Regions from separate parts of the Homo sapiens genome. Here region 2 is linked to region 1. Evidence: chromatin loops called from intact Hi-C (ENCODE). Cell type or tissue: Caco-2. All regions are shown on one strand. Each heading gives the region's core, and the rest is flanking DNA. Links, peaks and the distances in the headings are about the cores only.

The links. Hi-C counts contacts between places; a loop is a spot of excess contacts. Peaks named below come from ENCODE experiments on the same cell type or tissue, not always from the same donor. Only the 100,000 strongest peaks of a DNase experiment are listed, where the experiment ranks them.
Region 2: a loop joins it to region 1, with 6 times the contacts of the local background. A loop is called at or near these places in 2 of 110 quality-filtered maps.

Annotation. Positions count from the first base shown.
Region 1 is chr13:29,396,204-29,407,001 of GRCh38, forward strand. All of the region lies in intron 8 of MTUS2 (microtubule associated scaffold protein 2), which reads left to right. Among named protein-coding and RNA genes, the nearest start is that of MTUS2-AS1, 86 kb to the right of the region's middle. In Caco-2, for the core only: no CTCF peak of the experiment used is centred there; a DNase peak (open chromatin) is centred at 6,348.
Region 2 is chr13:29,467,422-29,478,219 of GRCh38, forward strand. The region is part of intron 9 of MTUS2 (microtubule associated scaffold protein 2); the gene reads left to right. MTUS2-AS1 (MTUS2 antisense RNA 1) reads right to left here. Exons shown (of 3, transcript NR_046378.1): 3 at 9,094-9,518. Among named protein-coding and RNA genes, the nearest start is that of MTUS2-AS1, 15 kb to the right of the region's middle. In Caco-2, for the core only: a CTCF peak has its summit at 5,128; a DNase peak (open chromatin) is centred at 5,110.

The DNA.
Region 1 (10,798 bases), core at 1,813-9,812:
CAAAAAGAAGGAGTGCCACCTCCCAAGACATGCAAACATTCAAAAGCACCAACACACTGAACATATAATTAATATGTAATAACTCCTTGTATGTATTTTTTCAGTTTTCTGGCATTTAAATATGTAGAGGTAAGTGCTGTGTTGAAAAAAATTCCAGAGTCACTATCAGCTGAGCCTAGACTAGTGCCTGGCATATAGTGGGCATTCAGTAATATGTGTTGAATAAATTCATGCCTTGAAAAGAATGATTTATAACATACGTCCAAAAATGTAATATTAGAAATTAAGATTGTGACTATCACAGTGCTTGGTTAATGAAATTAAATTCATTAGGATTTATTGTGTAGCTACCATTCTGCCTGCGTGGTACATGAGAAGGGAATCCAAGTCCACTGCATTCTTGTCATATAGTGTGGCTTAGGAGGCTTGTAGCACCTCCTGTCAAAAATATTTACTCCTATTATGTAACTGCATGTCTGCAATTCCTTACATCAAATACTTCTAGGGTGCTAATAAGCCAGTAACAAGGGAGCAAAACAAGGTTTTCATCCTTGTTCAGCCCACTGTGAGCCAGGATCATGGGGGCAACCTCACTGTTGCTTTTAAGATCACACAGTCACTGTGTAGGACCCACATCCAGTTAGGATACTTGAGGCCAGTGACATTGAAACATGGTCTTCATCCCTGCAATCCCTGGCCATCAAATAAAAGACAGTCTTTCTCTTTGCCTGTGGGTACCTCATCCCTCTTATGAACTTCCTTAGAGGCAGAGTCCAAGACAGGGTTCTTGAAGCACATGAATTATTGGGGAGTTGTGCTCTAGGAAAACCTATAAGGGAGTAAGGGAAGCAGGATAGGGAAATGGCAGGGCTGTTTGGACCATATCAAAATGACTGTAGGTTTCACTAGGTTGACAGCCCAACCAACAACTTACAACTGACCCTCCAATCCTTGACCTTCTTAACTCCAGATCCCTTTACAGCTCCACTTGATCAGCCACTCCCAAAGTTGTGGGCTAGATTCTGTCTTAACCCAGACCTGCCCTACAACAGATCCTCTAAGCTGTCATGCCTCACTCTCTACCACTCTTTTTTCTTTGCCCAGCTCTCATCCCTTCCTCCTGCAGTCCCTCTTCAATGCTTCAATGTGTACAGACCTACTTCCAGTTTCTTGGCGCCTCTATTTTCTTCTACTGTGCCAAGACCCTTCTTATCTCATTCCCCCCATAACCAGTACCACTTGGCTACTCCAGGGGGAGTCTCCAGACCAGCAGCATTGGCGATGTCTGGGAACGTTTTGGAAATGCATGGTCTCAGGCCCCATCCTAGGCCCAGTCAGTCAGAATCTGCATTCTAGCAAGAGCCCCAGGTGATTTGTGTCCACACTAAATCTGAGAAGCACTGCTGTGAATTACTTTACTGGTAGTTTTCCTAATTTTTTGTCCTTCTGCTGGACCCACAAAGCAGACCTCCAGTCATAGGTGGACCCTGCAGTGTGGGTACCCACAATTGCCAGCCATTCCCAACCTGTGCCTCCTACTGCAGTTGATCTCTCAGAGCTCTTTATCAACCCTTTTGTCATTTCCTTCCAGTTTCTCTCCACAAGTATTCCAAATGCTTACCTTTTCCTGTACACCCTGACTCAAACCAGTAATCCTCTTTATAAATTAAACCAGGTTTGTTTAATATATATTAGAGTAAAATCATTATATTCTTTCACATTTCAATCTTTGAACATAATTGTTGTATTTTGTTAATGTGAATTGACATGTATGTTTTTCCAAAAAACAGAGAATCATAAAATAATCAGAAATTAGAAAGAGAATTGTAAACAAATAGAGCAAAAACCATCTGTTTTATGTTGGTATTGTAAATACACATATCTGTTATATTACTTGCTATACTTCTCTGTGTGTTTGATATGACTTATAATTTCAAAATAAAATTTAAAAGGTCATGCTGAAGCAAAGAAAAAGGGCCAGGCATGGTGGCTCATGCCTATAATCCCAGCACTTTGGGCGGCTGAGGCGGGTGGACCACCTGAGGTCAGGAGTTCGAGACCAGCCTGGCCAACATGGCGAAATCTCGTCTCTAGTAAAAATGCAAAATTTAGCCAGGCGTGGTGGCAGATGTCTGTAATCCCAGCTACTTGGGAGGCTGAGGCAGGGAGAATTGCTTGAACCCAGGAGGTGGAGGTTGCAGTAAGCAGAGATCACACCACTGTACTCCAGCCTGGGCAACAGAGTGAGACTCTGTCTCAAAATTAAAAAAAAAAAAAGAAAGAAAAAGAAAAAAAAAAAGAGCGAAAAATTAAGAGTTTCCCCTGATAATCTGTGTCCACTGCCCAGCCCAGATGTCTCTCATTCTACTATTTACCTGGTCTGAAAAACTAAAAGCAAAAAATCTAAATTGGAAATAAACTTGGACCTGAAGTACTGCTGCAGAAGGAATAAAAGGAAAAGCTCCTAGAGGAATGGATTCTCAAACCAGACCTCAAAGGTTTCCCACACATAAAGTGCTGAAAAGAGAAGCACACAATTTTTTTAAAAAATCACAAAACACACACACAACCCACACATAAACAGCCCAACATTAGGGTCAGTAGAGACAACAACAGAACCACATGCAGAAGACTTCTGAAATTAGAATTATCATAAATTGTGCTCAAAATAAGGATCTATAATAATGGGTTTTTACAAAGAGAAGTATTACAGGAAAGGGGTCTAGATCCCCAAGAACCCAAGAGAGGGTTCTTGGATCTTGCACAAGAAAGAATTCAGGGCGAGTCCGTACAGTGAAGTGAAAGCAAGTTTATTAATAAAGTAGAGGAATAAAAGAATGGCTGCTCCACAGACAGAGCAGCCCCGAGGGCTGCTGGGTGCCCATTTTTATGGTTATTTCTTGATGATATGCTAAACAAGTGGTGGATTATTCATGCTTCCCCTTTATAGATCATATAGAGTAACTTCCTGACGTTGTCACAGCATTTGTAAACTGTCATGGCTCTGGTGAGAGTGTAGCAGCAAGGACGACCAAAGGACACTCTCGTCTCTATCTTGGTTTTGGTGGGTCTTGACCAGGTTCTTTACTGCAACCTGTTTTATCAGCAAGGTCTTTATTACCTGTATCTTGTGCCGACCTCCTGTCTCATCCTGTGACTTAGAATGCCTTAACCATCTGGGAATGCAGCCCAGTAGGTCTCAGCCTCATTTTCCCATCTCCTATTCAAGATGCAGTTGCCCTCGTTCAAACAACTCTGACAGAAGGAATCCAATACACGGTTCAAAGATTATCAAAAATTATCAAAGAATCAGAAATTCAAGAACTTGGAAATAGAACTGAAATCAAAACTTAATGGAGCTCAGTTACAGAATAGATAATTCATGAACTGAAAATTTGAAGAAATTACCCAAAGTGTAACCCAGAAAGACCAAGAAAGGAAAAATATCAAAGATGTTAAGAAACTCCAAGGATAGAATGAAGTGGGCCAACGTATGAAAGTTCCAGAAAAAAAGAACAGAGAGAATTGGAAGAGGCATTATTAAAAACAATAGTGACTAAGAATTTTTCAGAATTAATAAGTAAAACCCAAAGGAGAACAAATGGCAAGTAAATGAAAATTAAAGCCATAAACAAATCAACAGGAAATTCATAAGTAGCATGAATACTCGGAGTTAAAAAGGAATAATGAAGCAAGGTGAATAAAGAGACATTCATACCTAACCACCGTGTGGTGAAATTGCAGAACATGAAAGACAAAAAGAAGGCTTGTATATTAATCATAGAAAAGGAGTATCTACAAAAGGAGAAGCAGATAGGCTGAGAATGAATGCTGTGAATGAATGCCTTACCAACAACAATGGAAGGGAGAGGATGGTGGGGAAAAGAATCTGCCAGTCTGTAACAGGACTTTCAGTGAAACCAGCTTTCAAAAATCAAGAGATTTTTTAGACAAAGATTTAAAGATTTACCCACCCACACACTCTCCTTAAAGGAACTTGAAAATGAGGAAAATAATCTCAGAAAGGTCTGAGATAGAAGGAATGTTGCATCTGGAAGTGGATATATATCTCCATGTTTAGTTACACATGTATCTATATAAGTGGTCAGCGGTGTACAGCATGCGTGAAGAGCTCCAGTGACATGGTGGGGGGCAACAAAGAAGAAATAAAGATGAGACTTTGCCCTCGCAGCATTTATGAATCAGTTGAGATCTTAAGAGCATCTCTAAGCAGCACAGAAATTGTGAATTGATAAAGACCTGAAGTTCTGGAAAAGATGAGATGGTGTATATGCTTACCATGATATTTGCTCAACAAATTGAAAACACCTAATATCTAATCAAAGAAGAAGACAGTAATCTGTTCTGGAAATCTGTCACATCTGGCCTTTGTTCCCTTCATGGACTGAATAGAGGGTCATCAGATGGCCCTATGTCAACAATAACCAGGGTTAATAACCAAAGTGTCATTAGCTATTCATTCCTATACGTTTAGCAAACCCTCTCCCCAGGAAATACGCTTAGGAGTTCAAGGATACACATGGTAATTTGGCAGAGTGTATATAGGTATACATTTTTCCCCTAATCATTAGAACCTGTGAAAGTTATACTTGTTAAGAATGTCAAATCTTTGCACTATGCTATTCCTCAAAGAGAGAAAGCACTTCCCATCCCCTGCTCATTCTTTCCTCCTCAGATTGTTCATCTTTTGCATATTGATTTGTGATAAATTACGTATTAGAGAGCCTAGCGTTGTGTCTATTGTATGTGTTGCAAATATTTTCTTTTCTTCTTCTTTTTTTGAGCTGGAGTCTTGCTCTGTCACCCAGGCTGGAGTGCAGTGGCACAGTCTCAGCTCACTGCAAACGCCACCTCTCAGGGTCAAACAATTCTCCTGCCTCATCCTCCTGAATACCTGGGACTACGGGCACACACCGCCGTGACTGGCTAATTTTTACATTTTTAGTAGAGACGGTCTCACCGTGTCGGCCAGGCTGGTCTCAAACTCCTGGCCTCAGGTGTTCCACCAGCCTCGGGTGACGCACCCACCTAGGCCTCCCAAAGTGCTGGGATTACAGGTGTGAGCCACCATGCCCGGCCACAAATATTTTCTTTATAGATTTTTTACTTTGATTATGCTGTCTTTTAACATATATAAGATTTTACTTTTATATAGTGAAATCTATGACTGTTCCCTTTATGTCTTATGGGTTTGATTCATACTTAGGTCCTCCCAAAGATTATGATACTCTTAGATATTTGCCTCTGATACAGCAAAAGTTTTCGTTTTTCTGTTTACATTTTGGCTCCATATGAAATGTATTTTGGTGCATGACTTGAGATAGAGGGGTTTTTTCCCCATATAAGTAGGCTGCTGTCTCAACACCACTGATTGAATACTCCAGCATCCCCCATGGATTTGAAATGCCACCCTTATTATAGCATTAAGTTCCAAAATATGAACGGTTCTGTTTCTGGCTCTTTTTTTGTTCCGTGGATCAGCTTGTTTATATCTGTGCCAGAACCCCATAGTTTTATCCACTATGGTTTATAACAAAATTATCTATGTCAAGTATTTGCTCCTCGCCATTGTTATTTTTGAAACATTTTCATAAATATTCTCTTACATTTTCTCCTCCAGTTGAAGTGTGAAAACAACCTGTCAAATTTGAAAGAAAAGCTCATTGGGATTTAAATTTTAATTGCACCGGATTTGTATATTAATTTGGAGACAATTGGCAGCTTTGGAATATAGGGTCATTGAATCAGGAACAAGAAATGGTATTACCTCATTTACTCAATACTTGAGTTGTGTGTGTGTGTACAGACACTTATATACATAATATATATGGATGTATATATACATATTCATACTTTTTTCATATTAGTTCTGTGCATTTCTGGATATGAAGTCTGTGTACAGACTTGTTACTCCATTCAACTCTCTGTCTACAACTATCTATATAGGAGAGTCATCTGTGATCCTTGAGTGCCCTTTGATGACGTCACTGTGCTTAGTCCCCAGACCCCACCACTCTAGGCTCTACAAATTTGACCAGCAGTTAACACAAGAACTCTACCAAATAGCATGCTCTGTCCTGGAGAGTGCCTGCTTGAACCAAGCAGAGCCTCTCTCTTAGGGACTTGGTTTTTCAGATGTAGAGTGTCAGCAGATGGTAGTAGAGCCAGAAGCTGAGAAAGAGAAAGCAGTAAGCGAAAGCCAAGAGGCAGTAAAATTCATGGTAAGCATAAAACACGAGAGATAAAAGACTACAGAGATAATAGTGGGCAGCAGCCACAGAAAAACAAACAGAAGATACAGGAAGAAGCTGAATCATGCCGATGGCGGAGTTGCAGGGGTGGGAAGCAAGGAACACCTGTTGCTGGAGGAGGATGACCTCAGCAGGGCCCCTGCTTGAATCATTCATATTATTAAGTTGCCAGAGCTATTTTGTCTCCTTATAATATTCCAGTTCTCCATGAGGTTGGTCTGCAGTACTGTTTTTTCACTTCCCTGTATTTCCTTCCAATACATACTTAAGATCTTTTTATTTATGTATGTATGTATTTTTTCAGATGGAGTCTCGCTCTGTCACGATCTCACCTCACTGCAACCTCCGCCTCCCAGGTTCAAGCAATTCTCCTGCTTCAGCCTCCAGAGTAGCTGGGATTACAGGCACATGCCACCACGCCCAGCTAATTTTTGTATTTTTAGTAGAGATGAGGTTTCACCATGTTGCCCAGGATGGTCTCAATCTCCTGACCTCGTGATCTGCCTGCCTCGGCCTCCCAAGGTGCTGGGATTACAGGCGTGAGCCACCGCGCCCAGCCCCAGTACTTAAGACTGAACTTCAGGAGGGAAGGAGGGGAGTTAGATGCATGTCCTCAGCCCATCTCACTTGCTTCTCACTTGTCTTAAGGGATAAATAGCCCTATCCTCCAATTCAAATTAAGTATAGTATCTTCCCTTTGCCCCTGGGCCCTGTGCACACAGACTTGTGCCTTGATAAGAACTGGCCACTACTTTTGGGTCCCTGTTCCATTACCACTCCTCTTGTGTGTTTCTTCAGCAGCTCTTACCCTCCTGATTCCTTCCTGCTCCAATCTTGTGTCCCTTCCCTCTCCAGGCCCCTGTCCACCCTGTATCTGCACTATTCTTTGTATTTTGGCACCACGATCACCTAAACTAGGAAACTGGGAATACTCTGTGATGGCAAATTTTGCACATTTTGATTAGGCCATGGGTGCCCAGACATTTGGTCAAACATTATTCTGGTTGTGTCTATGAGGGTGTATCCAGTTGAGATGAACATAGGATTTGGTGGACTGAGTAAAGCTGATTGCCCTCCCAAATGTGAGTGGCCCTCGTCCAATTAGTCGAAGGCCCTAAGAGAACAAAAAGGCTGAGGAAGAGAGAACTGGTTCTACCTGACTGCCTGTGAAGTGGGACATTGATTTTGTTTTTCCTGCCTACTGGCTCATATTGAAACGTCGGTTCTTGCTGAGTCTTCAGTATACCAGTTTCAGCCTGGAGCTAGACCATCAGTGCTCTTGGGTCTTCAGCTTGCTGACTTCAGATCTTGGAACTTCTCAGCCTCTACAATTATGTAAGCCAATTCCTTATTCTTTCGATCCATCTATCTCCCTACCTATCTATCTGGTTTCTCCTGCCTTCCTTACTCTTCCTCATATTTTTCCCATCTTTGTATACCTATATATATATTTATCCTTCCAGGACATTCCATCTAAACTCTTCCTCATATTTTTCCCATCTTTGTATACCTATATATATATTTATCCTTCCAGGACACTCCATCTATACTCTTATTTACTACATCCATCTACTACAGTGGTTTCAAGTCTTGGTTGCTTCAGAGAAAGAACTGCCTAAAACACCGATCTGACCATGTCCCTCCCCTATTAAAAATCTTCCAGCAACCAGCCTGGCCTGCATGGTAAAACTCCATCTCTACAAAAAAAAAAAAAAAAGTACAAAAATTAGCCGAGTGTGGTGGTGTGTGCCTGTAGTCCCAGCTACTCGGGAGGCTGAGGTGGGAGGATCACCTGAGCCTGGAGAGGTCGAGGCTGCAGTGATCTGTGATTGCGCCACCGCACTCCAGTGTGAGTAATAGAGTGAGACCCTGTCTCGAAAAAACAAAAACAAAAAGTTAGCAGGGCATGGTGGCGGGTGCCTGTAATCCCAGCTACTCGAGAGGCTGAGGCAGGAAAATGGCTTGATGCAGCTTGCCAGCCTCACAGGGTCAATAAGATAAAGGGCAAGCTCCTTGACTTGAGATTCAAGACCAGTATTTGTCCCCCGTCTCCTCCCTAACCTCATCCCTCTCCACAGATACAATTTTAACATTGTTCTTAGAGCCACAGGTGGATTTGTGGCTTATTTTCCTCAAACCGAGGTCACCTAACTGGTAAATTCAGTCTCGTACTCACACCTCTTCACTTCAGCGTTCCTGAACTACCTCTAGAGCTTAAACACAAAGTATAAACAGAATGAAGAGGCATAAAGGGTAAAGATGTGCTTTATCCCTTACCCTAGAGAGCTTGGCCTCATGATAAAATAAATGAGACAGAAGTGTTGTTTAGTTGCCAGAAAGAAGATAGGCTCTAAGTAGTAGTCTGAGCTAACTTAATAAGCTAAGCTAAAGAAGAGGAAACCTGGGTTTCCTTCTGCTGTGCCTGAAAGTCATTATCCTGGGATCCTCACATCACTGTAAAAGAGAGGACACTGGAGACGTGCAGCGATGACAAGTTCTTTTTATTTAATTTTAGGCATAGTTAGTAAGCCTCAAGAAGCCTTTCTTATTGTTTGCCTTTCCTGTATTGATTGTAGAGCTAAAGTATGCCTAATCTTTCTTTAAATACTGACCAGTAAATCTGCTGCTTTCCTATGCCCTGGAAAAGAAAATAATCCAGCAATTCAATGAAAGAGTAGAATCACCTGTTCTTCTTGACACTGAGGAGTAACTTAATGTCCTTGGAGAATTTGCGACTAATGAATTTCAAATTTGAATAATCAGCACTTATAATCATGTTAAATAGCTATGGCTGGAGCATTTTGATTTGCTTCTTAATTAAATCATTTACCAGAAACTAAACAGCATTCTTCAACTTTCAATCATATTGACAACCTGTTTTTGACTTCTTTACTATCCAAATATGATGGCTTTTAGAAAGTTCATAAGCATCACAATTTTTAAATAAAAAGATGAAGTCCAGTACAGTTTCTCATTTATTGTAACGGAAATCCAAATTACATAGCACAGCCCACTCAATAAAAGTCAGCTTCTGAAGTTCTATATTTTAATTCAGTGTAAATGACGTAAGAACCCTTTCCAAAAAGACTTGGCATGTTTGGTAGTGAGAGAGCAGAGTCGCCCACTGCACGTTTGCCATGGCAGTGGGGAATGTCTTGCTACCAGCGAGATGCAACACTTGCGAAGCTCTGATGTGTGTGTGAGATATTCCAAGCAGGCATAAAATTATAAAGAATTATATTATGACGACCATGGGCTAATTAACTACTTTTTTTTTTTTTTTGAGACTGAGTCTTGCTCTGTCGCCCAGGTTGGAGTGCAGTGGCGTGATCTCGGCTCACTGCAACCTCCGCCTCCCGGGTTTAAGCGACTCTCCTGCCTCAGCCTCTAGAGTAGCTGGGGTTACAGGCGCCTGCCACCATGCCTGACTAATTTTTGTATTTTTAGTAGAGACGGGGTTTCACCATGTTGGCCAGGCTGGTCTCAAACTCCTGACCTCACATGATCCGCCCGCCTCAGCCTCCCACAGTGCTGGGATTACAGGCGTGAGTCACTGCGCCTGGCCTTAACTATGTTTAATAAGCCTTAACATCTTGCCATATTTGCTTTAGATATTTTATTTTTAAAATAACATATTTCAGATAGAGGCATAGCCTGCTGTGCACCTCTCCATGATCCTGTGACCGTCCCTTACAAGAAGAAACCTACCCTGTCTTAGTTATCTATTGTTGCATAACAAATTACCCCCAGCTGAGCAGCTGAGAACAACAAACACTTACTACCCCACTGAGGGTCGGGTATCTGGGAGAGACTTAGCCAGTAGAAGCTGGCGATTCTGGCTCAGGATTGCTCACAAGGTCAGGCTGTTGTCAGAAGCTGCAGTCACATCAAAGCTGGACTGGGGCTGGAGAATTCTCCTCCAAGTTCACTTACCTGTTGGCAGACCTCAGATCCTTGCTGGCTGTGAACTGGAGGCTTCAATTCCTCACCACAGGGGCTTTCCCTAGGGCTTCCCTCACCCCCACTGTACCCCCAGCAACAGATCAGAGGGAGAATGAGAATGAGATGCTTAGGATGGAAGCTACAAGTCTTTTAATCTAACTTGGAAGTGACATACCATCACCTCTGCTATATACTACTGGTGACACAGACCAAACCTCATATGGTGTGGGACAGGACCACAACAGGTGTAATATCAGAAGATGGGAATCACTGGGGCCATCTTCAAGGCCACCTGCTGCATTCCCAAGAATGTTTTTGTATTTTTACCAGATAAATATTGGATAACATAAAAAAGTATAGGTGTTTGCCTATTTTTACTCTATATAAATATCATGCTGTAAGCATCATCCTACATACAAACTTATATCTTTGAAATGTTTCTAGGTTGATACATTTAGATCTGATTCATCTGTTTTCTCTGCTGTATGTTTCACTGTATCAATATGCCATAATTTAGGGATCCAGTGTTTAATTGAAAGACATTTAGGCCGGGCACAGTGGCTCACGCCTGTAATCCCAGCACT
Region 2 (10,798 bases), core at 1,897-9,896, 71 kb after region 1:
TATTATCTGGCCTTTCCACTGCCCGGGCCTTCTGGATGGCCCCCATGTAGTGTATTATATGAACCGGTGCCGTGGAGATCTGAAAACTCTGCAAGCCCAAATTAACCTGGAGGAGAGGAAGAAATGGGCTCTCTGCAAAACCATTTCCTATTAAAGCCATTTCCTGTTTATGGGCAGTAGTGTTATTAGTTCTCACTTGGACAGCATTTTTTTTTCTTTGCAAAAACTCATAATTATAACCATCCTCTTAAATCCATTTCCCCTTTCTTCCTTTGCCTCCATAAATCATTCTTGTATTTTTCTCCTCTCAGACCAAGAAGGTTATAACCTTGCAATTATATTCGCACACAGGATCAGTCATTATCCATTTGTTGAAATGCTTATCCTCTAGTTTAAGAATGCATAAAATGCGGCCAGGCGCAGTGGCTCACGCCTGTAATCCCAGCACTTTGGGAGGCTGAGGCAAGTGGATAGCTTGAGTCAAGGAGTTCAAGACCAGCTGAGGCAACACTGAGAAACCCTGTCTCTACAAGAAAATACAAAAATTAGCCAGGTGTGGTGGCGCACACCTATAGTCCCAGCATCGGTGGTGGGAGATGAGGTGGGAGGATCATGTGAGCCCAGGAGGTGGAGGCTACATTGAGCTATGATCACACCACTGCACTCCAGCCTTGGTGACAGAGGGAGACCCTGCCTCAAAAAAACACAAAAAAATCCCAAAAGAGTACATAAAATGGCCAAGTATTTATTACTAAAAAAGAGCTTTAAACTAATCAGGATTTTTATTCTGCTTTTCCTTATATTTCTTTGTTTCCTTTCTTCCAAAGCATATGGCAGAATAACAATATTTTTATTCTTCAAAAGAGCATTACTGAGGCTGGGCACAGTGGCTCACGCCTGTAATCCCAGCACTTTGGGAGGCTGAGGTGGGAGGATTACTTGTGGTCAGCAGTTCTAGACCAGCCTGGCCAACATGGTGAAACCTTGTCTCTACTAAAAATACAAAAAGTAGCCAGTTGTGGTGGCGGGCACCTGTAATCCCAGCTACTCAGGAGGCTGAGGCAGGAAAATTGTTTGAACCTGGGCTGCACAGAGGTTGCAGAGAGTTGAGATTGCATCACTGCACTCCAGCCCCGGTGACAGGGTGAGACCCTGTCTCAAAATACACACACACACACACACACACACACATTACTGAGATTTGAACACCTGGACTGAGTCCTGGCTTGTCTCTTTCTAGCTGTGTTAGCTTAGATGAGTCACTGAACCCCTCCAAGCCTCTATTTCATCTAGTAAATCAGGGGGAAAATGCCTGCTTCACCCATCTTTGCAATATGCAGTGAAGGTTAAACAAATTAATATTGTGTGTTAAGAACCTTTATAAACTATGAAACTCATACAGATGCCAGGCATTGATATTGCTATGAATTCCTCATGTCACTGGGACATGAAGTGATTCTGCAAAAGCATGTTTGTCCTGTAATTGAAGCTTATCTCTTCAGGGGCCCATTTTGGAAGGAAATTATAATAAAAACTGGTACACCTTTCCCTGTTAGCTTTAACAGACAATAGTGGATGTAATAGATACCCCTGCATCATCACAATACCCATAGAATTTTAGGATGCTAGGACAGAAAGGGGCTGAATACTGAAGGTGCCCAACCTCCTCGTTTGACGGATGAGAATGCTGGGCCCCTGAGAGGCCTGTGCCTTGCTGAAGCTCCCATGGCTGGTGTGGACGGAGCCTGGGCCAGAGGCTCCTGCCCCGCCTCTCCTGCCTGGCTTCTGCTTTGTCCTTCTCCCTCCTGTGACCACTCCCCTTCCTGGACTTTTCACTTTTTCCACCCACCCCTTCTAATCTCTCTTTATCGGGAAACTCTGACCTGCAGGATTCAGCGTACAGTAAATTCTTTAAGAAAGAAGGCGGCCAGGCGTGGTGGCTCACGCCTGTAATCCCAGCACTTTGGGAGGCCGAGGCTGGTGGATCACGAGGTCAGGAGTGGAGACCATCCTGGCTAATGCAGTGAAACCCTGTCTCTACTAAAAATACAAAAAATTAGTTGGGCGTGGTGGTGGGCGCCTGTAGTCCCAGCTACTGGGGAGGCTGAGGCAGGAGAATGGCGTGAACCTGGGAGGCAGAAGTTGCAGTGAGCCAAGATCGCGCCACTGCACTCCAGCCTGGGCAACAGAGCAAGACTATGTCTCAAAAAAAAAAAAAAGAAAGAAAGAAAGAAAGAAGGCTGGGTGCAGTGGCTCACACCCATAATCCCAGAAATTTGGAAGGCCAAAGCGGGAGGATCGTTTGAGCCCAAGAGTTACAGGCTGCAGTGAGTCATGATTGTGCCACTGCACTCCAGCCTGGGTGACAGAGCAAGACCCTGTCTCTAAAAATTAATAATAAAAATAAATAAAATTTAGTTTTTTTAAAAAAAAAAGAAAGAAGGGGTGAGATTTCAATGCAGCACTCCTGACATGGATTAGGGGATCTGGAGGCCTCTGTAGTCATCCAGTTTGGGGTCTGTGTTCTCAAAGTTTGGCTCACAGGGAAGGAAAACATCAGTGCCCTTTAAAATGCCACCTTGATAAGAAATATTTATGTATTTTTTACATCCCATCCCAGACTCCTAATGCCCAAAATGCCCTTCACCTTAGTACAGCCAAATCTCAAATATCCTTTCACAAACTGTTTACAGACCCTCAGGGAGAAAAACACAACTATTAACCTACCCCACCGCACTGGGGGAGTTTAATAACTAGAGTCCATCCTGAGGCTCCATGCTTTTAATAACTCAGTACTGTATAAAATACACCACAGCATGTGAACCAGGTGATACTATCACTAATCATGAAAGGCTTATCAAAATTTAGCAGTCTTGAATTTTATATTTTTCATACTAACTGACAACCTCTAACATCCAGAAACGCCCTTCCTGAGGATTGTGACCCAGAGGGGAATTCCACTGTAAGATTACTGTCTGTCCTGCACCTCCCTCATCCCATCCATAAGCAAGTCAATTTGTCTTTGCCTCCCAAATGCATCCCCCATCAATCCATTCCTCCCCATGCAACAGCCTGAGTCCAAGTCATCACTGAATCTCACCACCTGGGCTCCAAACACATTCTCCTCACTGATTGCCTCGCTTCCATCCTTGCCTCCTACAGTCTGTTCTCCATGCAACTACCAGAGGGATTTAAAAGCTTCATTCGTTCCTGTTATCCCGTTTGATACTCTCTGGGGACTTTCCACTGTTACCTGAGCATAACCCTAACTCTTTTGAGGGGCCACAGGCCCTGCATGATAAGTCCCTACCTTCCTCTGGAACTTCACCTCCTTCTGCTCTCCTCCATGGGCACTCAGGCCCCACTGGTTGTCTTTCTCTCCGCAGTATGCTAGAATTTTTCCCATCTTAAGACCTTGGTACTTGCAGTTCCTTCTAACTGGGACTCCCTTTCCCCATCTCTCCACATTCTTCTCTGTCATTCAAGTCTGTTTGAATGGTGTCTTCTCCGAACAGCCTTCTTTATCCACCCCAGCTGAACTTGCCTTCCCCTTTCCCCGGTCTTTCCCTAGCCTTGCTTCTATTTCACTTTCTTTACTGCACTTATCTAAAATTTTTACTATCTGAAATTTTGCTTCCTGGCGGGGCGGGGTGGCTCACACCTGTGATCATAACACTTTGGGAGGCTGAGGCGGGCAGCTCACTTGAGGTCAGGAGTTTGAGACCGGCCTGGCCAACATGGTGAAACCCCATCTCTACTAAAAATACACAAATTAGCTGGGCTTGGTGGCGCGTGCCTGTAATCCCAGCTACTCGGGAGGCTGAGGCAGGAGAATCGCTTGAACCCAGAAGGCAGAGGATGTTGTGAGCCAAGATCACATCACTGCACTCCAGCAACAGAGCGAGACTCCATCTCAAAAATAATAATAATAATAATAAAATAAAATGAAATTTTGCTTCCTACATTTTTTGCTCATTTGTTTGCCCGCCATGACAGCATCTGTTCTCCACTATGCCAAGAACTATGCTTGTCACACAAGAGATGACATAAAGTCAACGCCAGTTTATTGACTGTTGGCCTGCCTATCTGAACACAGATACAAAAATGAGGATAGCAACTGTCCTTGCCCACTGCTGCGGGAGACAGACAGGTAAAGAGATGTGTTGCAGTTTACAACAGTGGTTGTTTTTAGGAAGCTATGGTGAGGCATTGTCCTCCCTCCCACTATTACCACACGGGTGCATCATGGAGGCCCCCACTGGAGGCGTGGACAAGAGGAGAGGCTTCAGCTTATGCTCCAGCCTCTGCTCTGCAGGCCCAGCCCCCCCCGACACATTGATCTTAGGTCACTTAGTTCCTCTTTCTGAGCCCCTGCCTGCTCTTTGCAAATGGATTAGGCTACTTACGGGACCCCTAGTAGGCTTACTGTGGGTAACGGTATGAGGCAGGTGCTTGGCACCCAGGAAGCACTCGCAGATGCCACCTGTGATTTTCACAGCGCCAGCTCCCTTTTGGTCACCAGGCCCGAGAGATGCTGCAGGGACCTGCAGAGATGACAAGAGTCCCAGTGACTCCTGTTCTTTCACTCTTGGTCCATGAACTTTCTGTTGTTTTTCTTTTTGAGATGAAGTCTTGCTCTGTCACCCAGGCTGGAGTGCAGTGGCATGATCTCGGCTCACTGTAACCTCTGCCTCCCGAGTTCAAGCGATTCTCCTGCCTCAGCCTCCCAAGTATCTGGGATTACAGGCACGTGCCACCAAGCCTGGTTAATGTTTATATTTTTAGTAGAGATGGGGTTTCACCATGGCCAGGCTGGTCTCCATCTCCTGACCTCAGGTGTTCTGCCTGCCTCAGCCTCCCAAAGTGCTGGGATTACAGGCGTGAGCCACCGTGCCCAGCCATGGTCCATGAACTTTCATCCTTCATTTTCAGCCGTTCCTTTCTCACTTCTTAACATTGTCATCAAAAATCAGTAATTAGAGAGAGTAGGGCTCTACAGGGTAGTGTGTCCGGGATCCCAGGCAGCTGTGTTTCATGCAACCCACCCTGACCACCTTGCGGATGTTCCTGTGACCTAACGGGTTTGGACAAAGACATTTGCCACCAGGGGGCATTTTTCAGGCAGCATAGCTCCGCCTGGTGGTCACAGGTTTGTTACAAGGATCTGTGCCACCAAAAAAGAAAAACTACACTGCATAAAGATGCTCATAATATCTAATCCCATGTAATTTTACACCTAGGAATGTATCCTAAATGAAAAAAGCAAAATGATATATGGGTGAACATGTTTGTTGCATTTGTCTATAATGGCAAATCTTGGAAACAAACTAATTGTGCAATAATGAGAGAATATAAATTGTGTTACACGAACATGAGAATATAAAGTAGCCATAAAATGTTAGGTAGGAAGACATGGGAAATTCCTAACAGGATATTAAGAATTCACACCACTGAAATGCTATGAAGGGATTACACAATTTAAATTTTCATTTTCTTTGTGTAGTGACATTAAGGGTAATTTTTTAAATTAAATTTTGTCCTTGACAGTTATTTTGTCTTTTCAATTACTCCCAATCTCTTGAAGAAACAACTTAATCTTTTATCTAACTGTGGTATTGTCTATCATCAGTATGTAATGATAGTGACTATTATAGTGACCTAAATATGTATAATGTGCATGTAAATATGTAAATAATATATACTATATGTGTGTATATATAATGGTAACATGTATATATATTATATATACACACAAAGTATTGGTTCATCATTTATTTTATAGCTATTATAAAGCATTTGCTATGACCTAAAAGGCCACATAATATTCTTATTTAAGATTTTATTACGAGCTGTAGAGCCAGATAGTTCTCTTTTGTTTCAGTCTAGTTCCGTAACCACCTATTTTGGCTGCCTCTTTGGAAAACCAATGTAAAGTTACAATTATGCAGAAGACACTTGGGACAGTCGTTGAGAGCAAATTGATCTTACTCGCTGAGTGTTCTCCTACTCAATTTATGAACTGTGGTTGAAATTAAGCTTGTCTTATAAATGGTTCCAACAGCAATTTTACTCTGCTGTTGTTTCAAGGATCACACTACATCTTACTGGTTTACACTAAGAAGTTGGTAGATTGATATCTTTATATATTATATATGTCGGAGGATGTTCAGAATGCAGTTTTAATAATATTTTAGGTATTTTTATATCAGATGTGTGTGTATTATTCATTGTCAATAATCATCAGTTATTTAAAACTGTACAACAGATTATAATCCTACTTTTGCTTTTCAAATCTATGCTTATAAATTAGAAATGATATATTCTCTTGGCCAATCATAATCTGATTATTTGAATATTTATTTTCTCAGCTCCCTAGATTGTAGGGGTTTATGATAGTGGTGTCTGCCTTTCACTCTAAAGGATTAAATGTTTTTACGTGAGTAGAAATAAATAATGAAAGTGAAACTCCAGGTGTTGTCTAATGCTATTAAATTAGCTTACATTAATCTCTGTCTGAAAAGTGCCCAAATAGATAGACTTCTGAAGGTTTACTAGAGGCAACAGGATATTTATTTCTTTAGGGACTCCATTATTGGAGCCATTTCCCCTGGTGCCAGCTGCTCTTATTATCCAATATTTTCTACAGGCCTAGGGCTTACAACAGAGAGCCATTGGAAGAATGTAAGCATCACCTCTCATTTTATAATAGCAATTGGGAATTTGGGGATTGGAGCTATATGTGCAAAAAGTGATTACTTTGCCACTTTATAGACAGCAAAACTGAGGTGTACCCAGTTTGTGATTTATTTAAGACAACAGTGCAGTTCAGGGACAGCCCTAGAATGAAACCCAATCATTTCTGAGCCTCTAGTAGAGTGCCTGGTCCATGAATCGTCCTATCACTGACATGGATAAAACTAAGTGAAATTGAACTTTTACCAGAACTTTTGAAAACCCAGACTTCTCTTTAATTATGACAATAATTTTAAAAATCTTTTTACTTCTAAGTCATGCAAACAATAAACAGGGATTTAATGAAATATATATCATGACAGGAATTCAACATACAGTGAATCCCTGTACCTTGGCACCCAACCTCCCAAAGGAGAAAGAGTAGAAATATAGATACACTTTTTATCACAAATGTAATTTTACAATTACACTGTTTTGCTTGTTGCCTTTTCTTGGTTTAACAATATATTACGGAGGTCATTCCATGATACTACAAAAAGATTTGCCTTATTTTTTTTACTGGTTATCTATATCCCATTGGCACAGGATTCAACCTACTCATCATAATTTGAGTAGCCCCCTACTAGTTCCCTAAGGCAAATTATGCTATAGTGGTTGTCCTTGACTCAGATTTTTGTGCACTTGTGAAATTATTGTATTAAAAGATATGTGTCATTTAATTTTTTCATCAATGTGAATAAGTTGTTTTTATTCATTTATATGTGTTCTGTCTGTTTTATTCCACCTACACAAGCCAACTTATTGCCTTGATCTTCTGGAGTTAAAGCTACTGATCTTGGCACGTGATAAATAATTTTTTCCCATGCAAAACAGTACTTTCTAAAAACAAAATAAATGATTAGCATTTTTCTTATTATTTTCATTTGAGTTTTATGTGCTCAATGTATCTCTAGCTAAGAAGTGGTAAGAATGATTCCTAGGTTCCATGTACAGCCATGCACCACATAACAACATTGCAGTCAACAACAGACCTCATGTACAAAGGTGGTCCCACAAGATTATAATGCAGCTGAAAAATTTCTATCACCCGGTGACGTCAGAGCCTCATAGCACAATGCATTACTCACATCTTTGTGGTGATGCTGGTATAAACAAACCTAATGTGCTGCCAATCGTATAAAAGTCTAGCACATATAATTATGTTTAGTACATAATACTTGATAATATAAATGACTTTGTTACTGGTTTATGTATTTACTATGCTATATTTTTATAATTATTTTAGAGGGTGCTCCTTCTATTTATTATAAAACAAAATTTACTGCAAAACATCCTCAGGCAGGTCCTTCAGGAGGTACTGCCGAAGAAGGCATTGTTTTCCTAGGAGATGACAGCTCCATGGATGTTACTGCCCCTGAAGACCTTCCAGTGGGACAAGATGTGGAGTTGGAAGATGGAGATATTGATGGTCCTGAGCCTGTGTAGGCTTACGCTAATATATGCATTTGTGTCTTAGTTTTTAACAAAAAAGCTTAAAAAGTAAAAAAGTAAATAAAAATTTTAAAAATAGAAAAAAGCTTTTAGAATAATGATATAAAGAAAAACCATGTTTGAACAGCTTTACAGTGTATGTGCATTTTAGGCTAAGTGTTATTACAAAAGAGTCAAAAAGTTTGAAAAAATCAAAAAGTTTGTCAAGTAAAACGGTTATGGTAAGCTGAAGTTAACTTATCTTGAGCACAGAAAAATTTTTTTAAATAAATTTAGTGTAGCCTAAGTGTATGGTGTTTCTAAAGTCTATAGTAGTGTACAGTCATGTCGTAGGCCCTCACATTCACTCATCATTCACTGACTTACCCAGAGGAGCCTCCAGTCCTGCAGGCTTCATTCATGGTAAGTACCCCGTGCAGGTGTACCGTTTTTTATCTTTTATACCGTATTTTAACTGTACCTTGTTAATGTGTAGATATGATTAGATTCACAAATACTTAGCATTGTGTTATAACTTCCTACAGTATTCAGTACAGTAACATGCTCTACAGGTTTGTAGCCTAGGAACAGTAGGCTACACCATATGGCCTCGGTGGGTAGTAGGCTATGCCTACACTCCATGATGTTTGCACAATGATGAAATTTCCTAATAAAGCATTTGTCAGAACGTATCCCCATCATTAAGCAATGCATGACTGGATATCCATATATGTATATATGTATGTGTGTTTGTATATACAACAGTGTTGTGGTAGGGTTTTCATTGTTTTATTTTGCCAGCATTTATCTTCACCATTGTTATCTAGAGTTTTAAAATCAGAATATGAACTTTCCTTCTATAAAAACATCTAAATTTATCCTCTGAGATATATTCCATGTTATGTTAGTTTTTTAAAAATGTTCTTCCTCTCTTTTGGTAAAAATTTTATTGAGATATAATTCACATACCATACAACCCACCCATTTAAGTATACAATGTGGTGGTTTTCAGTATATTCCGAGTTGTGGAAAACTGTCACCACAATCCGTTTTAGAACATTTTCATCACCCCTGAAAGAAACCCAGATTCTTTATCTCCCACCCATAATGCTGCCATTCCTGTCATTTCAATTTTGAAAGATATCTTTTCCCTCCAAGGCAGCTGGATTAGTTATATTTCACCTGGAGTCCATCGAGTGACAGTTTCCTTATACTCTTCCTGTATTATCAGAACATTTCATCTTTATCAGCCTTGCAGGTGAAAAATGATTGCCTGCTTCCATCTGCAAGGGCACTGACCGTCTTTTCATGTTCTTGGCCGTTTGTGTCGCCTCTCAGTGAGCTTCTTGGTAAACCTAAATACAAGCAAACACATCGATGTCACTGCTTTAGTTATCCCATCCACAGGTACATGATACGTGAGGCAAAAGCCACTATGAAGCTACTGCACATTGAATTTTAGAGGAAAGAGCACTTTGCAGACAGGCCCCGTGCACTGGGAAGTCCACATGGAGCTTGTTCCCTGGGCTGCCCTAGTGAGCAGCAGGAGCCTGTGTTTTTGTCTGTAGGGTGACTTTGTGCTTTCTCTCAATGTAGATAAAATTCTTGCTTCTCTACTTGAATTAATTTGACTTTGTGTCAATCTGTCAATCACCGTTTTTTAATTGACATTCTATGGTCTTTGTTCTATTCTCTCAACACCCAGTCATCTCAGGATAAACCTATCTTTATATATCTACCTCTTACCTCTTCTGTGATTCCTAAGAGCTTTGTTCGCTAGCTCAACTCCCTGGTGGAATCCTGATTACTTTTTCTTAGTTGGAGGGTCTTTAGGGAGAGCTGGAGCTCAAGTAAGCTGGGGTCACAGAACTCCTGGGAACAGGCATGTCCTCACCCCTGCCACCACACCTGAGCCACATTGCCTATCAGTCATTGTTCATTAAGTTCCTTGTGTGGGGACTGTAGCCTCCAGTGATCAGAGGAAGGGGAGGACCCTGGGGGTCCCCTGCCACAACCTCAGTACAAGGTACCACAAAGTCTCTGACCAAGTCTGCCTTTCATACTAATAATTATTAGCAGACAAGCAAAATGTCAGCTTCCTACCTGTGCTCTGAAGCTTGGTGCATTCCATCTCTTTGTTCCTTAGAAATACCTCACCTAAAAGATCTACTTGCAGCAGATGTGACAATTATATATATATATAATTGGTCCATTTTGGGTATCAAATTGGACCATTTTTAACACCTTGTCTTCTATACCACAAAATTATTTTCAGCATCACCATGTAATAATCAGTAATACACATTATTTTCCTGACTCACTACATAAATAATTTAAAAAGAAGAAATTTCCATTTTCACGATAATATTTAAATTTATTAATTGAGAAGAATTCAGTGCTACTTCTGTAATATTCCTGCCAAACAGGCATAAGCTCAATGGGATAAGAAGAAAACATCAGATGCACTAAATTCAGAAACATTCTACAAGATTCCTGGCCAGTTATCTTTAAAATAGTGTCCAGGTTCTAAAAGTCAAGGAAAGACTGAGGAACTGTCCCAGCCTGAAGGAGACTAAGGAGACAGGAGCCTCCTTTGGTGCAACTTGTGATTCAGGGCTGGATTCCTTTTCTAGAA